Regions from separate parts of the Homo sapiens genome. Here region 1 is linked to region 2. Evidence: chromatin contacts called from ENCODE Hi-C data. All regions are on one chromosome and are shown on one strand. The core of a region is the stretch at or near the end of the contact, and the rest is flanking DNA. Distances in the headings are between cores, read along the strand shown. Region 1 holds the start of ATP5MC1 (ATP synthase membrane subunit c locus 1). Region 2 holds the start of SKAP1 (src kinase associated phosphoprotein 1).

The links. A loop is a pair of places that touch in the nucleus more often than their neighbours do. Pooled maps may share reads with other maps.
Region 1: a map with no recorded cell type shows a loop between it and region 2 (11-fold over the local background). The contact joins the promoter of ATP5MC1 here to the promoter of SKAP1 in region 2. A Hi-C loop is called at or near these places in 2 of 37 single-sample maps with no recorded cell type and 5 of 50 pooled maps.

What each region holds. Positions count from the first base shown.
Region 1 is chr17:48,889,955-48,894,244 of GRCh38, forward strand. ATP5MC1 (ATP synthase membrane subunit c locus 1) reads left to right here and starts at 2,833. Exons shown (of 5, transcript NM_005175.3): 1 at 2,833-2,956; 2 at 3,455-3,502. The coding sequence starts at 3,464. LOC105371814 (a long non-coding RNA gene) reads right to left here. Exons shown (of 4, transcript NR_135674.1): 2 at 2,293-2,723. RefSeq lists enhancers at 1,649-2,628, 2,266-2,725, 2,736-2,855, 3,436-3,545, 3,586-3,635.
Region 2 is chr17:48,428,577-48,432,625 of GRCh38, forward strand. SKAP1 (src kinase associated phosphoprotein 1) reads right to left here and starts at 1,638. Exons shown (of 13, transcript NM_003726.4): 1 at 1,499-1,638. The coding sequence starts at 1,544. RefSeq lists a silencer at 1,552-1,811.

The DNA.
Region 1 (4,290 bases), core at 1,583-4,082, 460 kb after region 2:
CAACAGAGTGAAACCCCATCTCTACTAAAGATACAAAAAAATTAGCCAGGCATAGTGGTGCGCACCTGTAATCCCAGCTACTCAGGAGGCTGAGGCAGAGAATTGCTTGAACCCGGGAGGCAGAGGTTGCAGTAAGCCGAAATCACGTCATTGCACTCCAGCCTGGGTGACAGAGCAAGACTCTATCTCAAAAAGAAAAGAAAAGAAAAGAAAAGAAAAGAAAATGTTTTTCTGGCCAGGTGCAGGTAGCTCACATCTGTAATCCCAACACTTCCAGAGGCTGAAGTGGGAGGATCCTTGAGGCCAGGAGTTTGAGACCAGCCTGGACAACATAGCAAGATCCCACCTGTAGTCCTAGATACTTGGGAGAGTGAGGAGGGAGGGTTACTTGAGCCCAGGAGATTAAGGCTATAATAGTGAGGGATGATTGCACCACTGCACTCCAGCCTGGGCAACAGAGTGAGACCCTGTTTCTAAAAACAAAAAAATTATTAAAAAAAAAAAAGTTTTCTTAAGAGTCCAGACTTGTGAATTGCCAGATTAGTGTAATTTTTAAAATATGTTTCTATTATAAAGTACCCATACTCATAAAAATATAAATCAATTTATTACACCCTCTAGAATTCACTATTAATTTTCAACATTTTTTTCATTCTTTTTCCATGCATATTTTTTCACAATTCTATGCATAGTTTTGCATTATAAAATATTTCTCAATATAAAATCTTCTTCAAGGCCAGGCGCAGTGGCTCATGCCTGCAATCCCAGCACTTTAGAAGGCCAAGGCGAGCAGATCACTTGAGGTCAGGAATTCAAGACCAGCCTGACCAACATGGTGAAACCCCTTCTCTACTAAAAATACAAAAATTAGCCGGGCATGGTGGTGCGCGCCTGTAATCCCAGCTACTTGGGAGGCTGAGGCAGGAGAATTGCTTGAACCGGGGAGGCAAAGGTTGCAGTGAGCAGAGACCGCACCACCGCACTACAGTGTGTGAAACAGAGTGAGACTCCGTCTCAAAAAATAATAATAATAAAAATAAAATATTCTTCAAAAACATGGCCGGGCGCGCTGGCTCACGCCTGTAATCCCAACACTTTGGGAGGCTGAGGCGGGCGGATCACGAGGTCAGGAGATCGAGACCATCCCGGCTAACACGGTGAAACCCCGTCTCTACTAAAAATACAAAAAATTAGCCGGGCGTGGTGGCGGGCGCCTATAGTCCCAGCTACTCCGGAGGCTGAGGCAGGAGAATGGCGTGAACCCGGGAGGCGGAGCTTGCAGTGAGCCGAGATAGCGCCGCTGCACTCCAGCTTGGCAACAGAGCGAGACTCCGTCTCAAAAAAAACACATGATTTTATTTCCTGTTTTATTTCTGCTTATTTCATCAAGTGAAAATATCATAACTTATTTCACCTTTTACTGTCAGTGGAACATTTACTTGTTTCCAATTTCGACAAACTCTGCAAATGCACATCTTTTTAAAAGAATCTGCATTTCTGATTCTTCAAAATAAATTCCTAGAAGTGATATTACTGGATGAAAAGTGGATGGAGAGCTTAAAGGCTCTTAGTTACTCAAGAATTACTGGGTCAAAGAGGATGGCCCATTCACAGCCTTTGAATAAAAATAAATATTGCCAAACTGCTTTCAAGGAAGGTTTTCTAATTCATCCTCTCACCAGCAATATAGGAGAGCGTGTGGCTCACATTAATAAAAAGAACTCTGCTGTTTTGAGCAGTACTAAGCGGAGCGTTTAAACTTATATTTCTTTGATTAGGAAGGCTGACATTCGTTCCTGCAATTCATATTTCTTCCTTACTGAATTGCCTGTTCCTATCCTTTGCTCGTTTTTCTATAGGGATATTATTTCATTCTTTCAGTGTTGTTTTTACAAAATAAACAATTTTTTTGTTTGTTTTTTCCCCCGAGACGGAATCCTGCTCAGTTGCCCAGGCTGGAGTGCAGTGGCGCGATCTCGGCTCCCTGCAACCTCGGCCTCCCGGGTTCAAGCGATTCTCCTGCCTCAGCCTCCCAAGTAGCTGGGATTACAGGCACGCGCCACCACCATGCCCGGCTAATTTTTGTATTCTTAGTAGAGACGGGGTTTCACCATGCTGGTCAGGCTGATCTCGAACTCCTGACCTCAGGTGATCCGCCCGCCTCGGCCTCCCAAAGTGCTGGGATTACAGGCGTGAGCCACTGCACCCGGCCCAACAAATGTTTTAGAAAGCCATCTGGATGATAGTCCATGACTGCTGAACACCGGCTGAGGTCCACAAAACTGCGCTCACCGCTTGGGGACTTTCCAGCCGGCCTTTACTCTCCATGGAAAGCGGTCTTTCCACAAACCTCCACGGTGGGAATTACTGCAAAGGCATCGGCTCTCCCGGCCTAGAATATCTCGCGGGATCTCAGCTGTCCTTGGGCCCCCCCCCTCAGCGCAACTACCAATCCCAACATGCAACGCGCCCCGTGGCCCAAGCGCCCGAATGAAGGCTCGGGGCCAAAGTCATGTGTCTGACTGCGTCACACGTCCCGTCATCTCTCCCACGCCTTTTTCTTCAGCGTACACCTTGGTCGCCATCTTGTGCGCGAGGTTATGGAACCTCTGAGTCCCGCCAACTCTATGGTCGAGCGTTTCAGGGATCGGCCAATCGTAATCCAGATCTCGTAGGAAAGCCCCGCCTCTATCCGCATGGAGGCGGGAATTGCCACGAAGCTCCTGTGGAGGGAGAGGAAGCAGCTGCGGAAAGCCAATAAGAGTGGGGAATCGATGACGTCAACCAATGGGGACGCGGGGATATTACGGCCAATGAGAATGGAGAAGGTCCAGGACACGTGGGTGGGGGAAGCTGAGCGCTGAGACCAAGGGCTAAAGCTGGGAGGTGAGTCTGTCACCTTGAGCCGGGCGAGCGCTGTGGGCCAAGCAGGGGTTGCAGGGTAGTAGGAGTGCAGGTGACTTGGGGCCGGGAGCCAGCAATAGGCAGGGTTGTGGGCTGGGCAGTGTGGAGGGGTATTTCCCCCCAGTGCTGGGAGAGGCTATGGCAATCTAGATATGGCCTTATCAATGAATGTTAATTACCAACGGTAATGAACGATTGACTGCCTCGGCTGGGGCGGGTCGGGGACTGCTGTGTAAGATGGGCAGGATCCTGCGCGACACCTGCCCAGTATCCGCCTCCAGTCTTCCCGAGAGACCATTCCCTTTCGCAACATTTCCTTCCTGGGGCTTGGGCACATTTCCTTGACTTCCGATCTCCATGACTTTGCTTTGAAGACCCACTGCTCTGTCCCTCTGACCTCTAATGCCCTCCTCAGCTGGGGCACGGTGCAAGGAAGAGCGTGGTCTAGGGAGGACGGACGGGGGTGAAGGGGACGACCAAAGGTCGTCATTATAAGCAAACAACCAGGGTCTCAGTGGGATTATTATTACTATTTTTTCCCCCTCTGCAGACTGAAAAAATGCAGACCGCCGGGGCATTATTCATTTCTCCAGCTCTGGTAAGGTGCCGCGCCGCAGTGCTCTGTAGTACCAGGTGTATGGTGTGGACGCCATCAGTGTTTAATGAATGAACCCAGGGGAGCTTGGCGTCCTGATGATGTAGGCTCTTTGAGGTGGCTGTAGGATGTGATGAAGGTAACCCCTGTTTATCTGGGCCTGTGAACCAAGCTATCTTGGCTTTGGAATGTGGTCAGAGAGTCTGGATTTGATTTTTATCCCCAGTCTGTCCTGGCCATAGAGACAGCCCACTAAAACAGTGGTTTTCAACAGTGGCTGCACGTTAGAATCATCCAGGGAACTTTTTAAAATCCTGATGCCTAGGCTGCACCTTAGACCATTTGCATCAGACTTTGGGAATGGGGGTGGAACCCAGGCATCTGTATCTTTTAAGACTTCTCCAGATGATTCCACCGTGCAGCCAAGTTTGAGAACCACTGCACTAAAAATTATTTCAAAAAAGCCATGTTACAGATGGCTCTCCTTGGATGGCTATTCCAGTCGGTTTCCGGGGCTGACTGGCCCACTCCATTTAGGGTGTGTAGCTGTGAGTGTATTTTAGCAGAATAAAATTTCCCCCATCTGATTACTTGGTGATCTGGGTATAAACCTTTCCTGTACCTGCTTTGGTATTAGTGTGGGTTCTTGTTCCATTCTGAGAAGCTGATTAAAGCTGTGCCCAAAGAAGTGAACTTTGGTTTGGTTTTGAATGGTGAAGGTTGCCACTGCTGACTATATCAAGCTATTGAGACAGCTGTCTCTGGGGCAGGCCTATCTGATAGGAACAGGA
Region 2 (4,049 bases), core at 388-2,887:
CTACCAAGCCTAGACACAAAACTGAAGTATAGTTTAATAAGCTTATAAAATAGGTTTCCTCTCATCAAATGACAGATACCAATAAAAAGAATCAGTTTATATATTTCAATGCAAGGGCAGAGTTAAACTTTTTGCCACAGTCCCTTCTTTCCTAGAAACCAAAGACAATTACAGCCTTCCTTCACAAGCCTAATATTAAACCAACAACAGAGGGAAAGGCTGGATTGTTTCTTCTTAGACACCCAGATAATTCTCTTTTACCCTGCAAATAGTTTTCTACCCCCAAAATTTAGATTTATTCTGATCGTAAGTAAAACGGATTTTGGAAACCTCACCTCAAAAGAAATATCTAGCTGACAGCTTTTACATAGAAGCAATCCAGAATGGAAATAGTGCTACAGACAGAGACCAAAAGGACTTGCCAAATATTTGATTAGGAGGCATTTATACCGAGATAACAAGGTAATGGAGATATAAAACCAATTAAATTGAGAGAAACTGAAAAAAAATACTGCTTGCCAAAAATATGACCTGCCCAAAGCAGGCCGTCTGTTAAATATGTGTCAACTATGTCAACTTAGATGCCAAAAGGCTTAATTCTGAATAGTTTCCTCCTGGGAGCCTTATGCGACTGCAGATTCCAGGCCTCTGTCCTCCCTGGAAGGTTAGTTACAGGAAAGCAAGTAAAAGTGACTTCCACCACGAAACCCAGCAGATGAAACTGCCCGTTAGCAACGTCTCTTTGTGACATCTCTTTGGAGTGTTGGCAGTGTGTGTTGAGTGTTGACGGGGATGGCCGGAACTCTTTAAACCACCGCTTAGACACTGTAGTTGGAAGGTGAACACACCACAATGGGAGTTGGAAGGTGAACACACCACAATGGGGGCACTTCTAGAAAAGGAGGAAATCCCATACTGAGAATGAGCCTGCCTTGGGGTGGGTGAGACCCCTAGACGTCTGCAGGGTGATAAAGGGAGGGCTGGGGTTTTCGCACTGACAAAAACTCACGTCAACCACCTGGCCTTGGCCCATGGGGATCCCATGAGCCCCTCGCAGCCCCCTGGAGAGCCTCGGGGACCTCTAAGCAGGAAGGTTTGGGGTCTTCTGTGAGAGGTGAGGAAGTCGTGGCTGGGGAAGGAGGGGGACGGGAAACCCTACAGATGTAGGGCAGTCCTTTGGAGAAAGGGACAGGTCGGAGACCAGGCAAGGTGGCATGGGGGACCAAGAACCTGGCCTGAGGACTTTAGAAGCCGGGGAGGTGAAGTGGAGGCGTGGAGGTGCCTCAAGGCAAAAGAAGATGTGGGACTCCAGGGAGTGAAAGGGGCCCTGAGGTGAGAGGATGGAAAGCTGGCTCTAGGGAGTTGAGGGCTCTAGAAGCCTTAAGGTTCTAGAAGGAGGTGAGTGACGAAGCCGTAAAGAAAGCCTGGCCGTGGGAGGCCTGGTGTCCCCTTTCGGCCTTCGGCTCAGCACTGGAGGGGGCCTGCGCCAGGGCGTTACCTTCCAGGAGCCAACGGATCTCCTCAGGGAGGGCGGCGGCCTGCATTTGGCTGGGCGGGAGAGAGGCGGGACGGGGCGCGGGCCCTGGTCGGGAGGCGGACGGGCTGGAAGGCGACCCGGCTGCACCGCGAGGCACCTGTACCTCAGCCGCGGTCGCCGCCCGCCCAGCCCGGCCGCGGGGCGGGGCCGTGGGTCCCCGGGCGCGTCAGGAAGTGGCGCGGGCGGCAGGCGGGGACCGGAACGGGGCGCGGGGCGTGGGTGCACGTGGCGCTCACGCCGGAGCCCCACGGTAGAAGGATTGGGGGTGCCGGAAGCACCGCACCGTGCGAGGCCAAAGGTGCGCCCCTCCAGCACCCACCAAAACAAAAGACTTCACAAGGCTCAAAGGACCCACGGCTTTGGACACTCCATCCTAAGCACCGAACAGTTGACCTCACGGTGGCAGATTTGAAAGACCACGGGGTGCCTGAAGTAGGGTGCAGGGAGGCAGAATCCAAGGAAGAGATCCCCGTCAAGCATAGCACCCCTCAATTGCCGGTCCAGTTCACATCTCCATCCCCAGAAAAGAGGGCAAAACTTCGCTCTTTGGGAAGCCACAATGTTGAAAGGAAATGATTAATTCCCAATAAGCAATATAAGGACACCAACATTTGGGAGAATCGCGGCAGCGTGGCAGCAAGGGACACAGGAAACCAAACTGTGCTGTTCTCCCTCAGGATGGAAAGGCCCTGAGGAAAGGAAGGGGTAACACAGGGAGAAAGCTGAGGGAGAGGAGAACAGAGCCCTTTCCCTCCAGGAGCTGCGGAAGGGAGGAAAGTGAAGGACAAAATCACACGGTCTCATTCAAGGGACAGTTGGTGTCAGTGTCCTGGTTGTGACATGGTACTGTAATAGTGCCAGATGTTACCCTTGGGGGAAACTGGGTAAAGGTAGACAGAGTTCCTCTATTATTTCTGAAACTCTCTGTGAATCTATAATTCTCAAAATAAAGAGGTTTTTTAAGTACAATAGGTCAACTGCCATGAAAAAAGTATAAAGTGCTATGGTTGATAAAAGAAGGGAGCTGAATACCAGAAAAGGAGGGAAGAGGCCAGGCATTGTGGCTCACACCTGTAATCACAGCACTTTGGGAGGCTGAAGCAGGAGGATCACTTGAGCCCAGGAATCTGAGGTTACAGCCAACTATGATCACCCCAGTGTACCCCAGCCTGGGCAACAGAGCAAGACCCTGTCTCTTAAAAAAGAAAGAAAATAAAAAGAAGTGCCAGTGTGCATGTGAGTGTTTAAAGGTGCATGTGGTGTTTGAGATGGGCTCTGAAAAACACACCAGACTTTGAAGGGGCAGAGGACTTTCCAGGTGGAAGGACCAGAGTAAAGAAAGATGGAAGAGCCCTCACCAGCTTGAGGAATAGTTAGTAGCCCTCTTTTACTGGATGTTGTAGAAAGACTATGGTTGTCAAGATAAACTGCAGCTCTACTGTGAAGGGACTTGAAAGTCAGAATAGGAATGTTGAACTTAATTGAGAGGGCACTGGGGAGCCATTGACAATTTTTGAGATTGGGAATGACCTAACCAGAGCTCCGGGGTGGTATGTGGCCTCACACATCTCCACCTCTGCCTTTTTCCTTCTTTGTAAAAAATGGCATTTCTATTCTCAGACTCAACCTACAGAATATGTAGAAAAGATTAGGAGTGGTGGGAAAAGACACAGGGGGAAGTGGGTAAAATGGTTTTTACAACAGCCATAAGGGGAATAATGATGGACTCAATCTAGCAGACGGGGCAAGAGCAGTAAGAAGAAACCATCGAGAAGGATGAGTGTGATAAAAGTGCCTGCCTCCTTGTACTGTTTCCCATCCAGAGATACAGCCTCAAAGATGAGGGTGTGATCCTTTAAGGAGTACAGTGCATCCTGCCATCTGAAAAGCAGTGGTGCATTGGTTTCAGTGTCACATGACCCACCTACAAGCTGCAGTAAATTGGGGTGAGGGGACAGAGGCTGGCATGAGCCTCTCTGGGGTATCTGGCTCCTGCTCATCCTCCTTCCTGCCCTGAGAAAGTATAGTAATGGGTGGCTGGGCACAGTGGCTCACGCCTATAATCCCAGCACTTTGGGAGGCCAAGGCAGGCGGATCACGAGGTCAGGAGTTTGAGGTCAGCCTGACCAATATAGTGAAACCCCGTCTCTACTAATAATACAAAAATTAGCTGGGCATGGTGGTGCACGCCTGTAATCCCAGCTACTCGGGTGGCTGAGGCAGGAGAATCACATGAACCCGGGGGGCGGAGGTTGCAGTGAGCCGAGATCAGGCCATTGCACTCTAGCCTGGGTGACAGGGCAAGACTCCATCTCAAAAAAAAGAAAGAAAGAAAGAAAGAAAGTATAGCAATGGGCAGACTACCCCTTTCAGGCTTGGGATCAAGTACCAGGTACCCCCATGGCATTTTTACCAACTTCACCACTTCACCTATAAAATTGTAGCTGCTCTAGAATCATTTTGAAGTACTTATGAGGCATACTAAAAAGCAAGGAAAGATACATGGGAACTG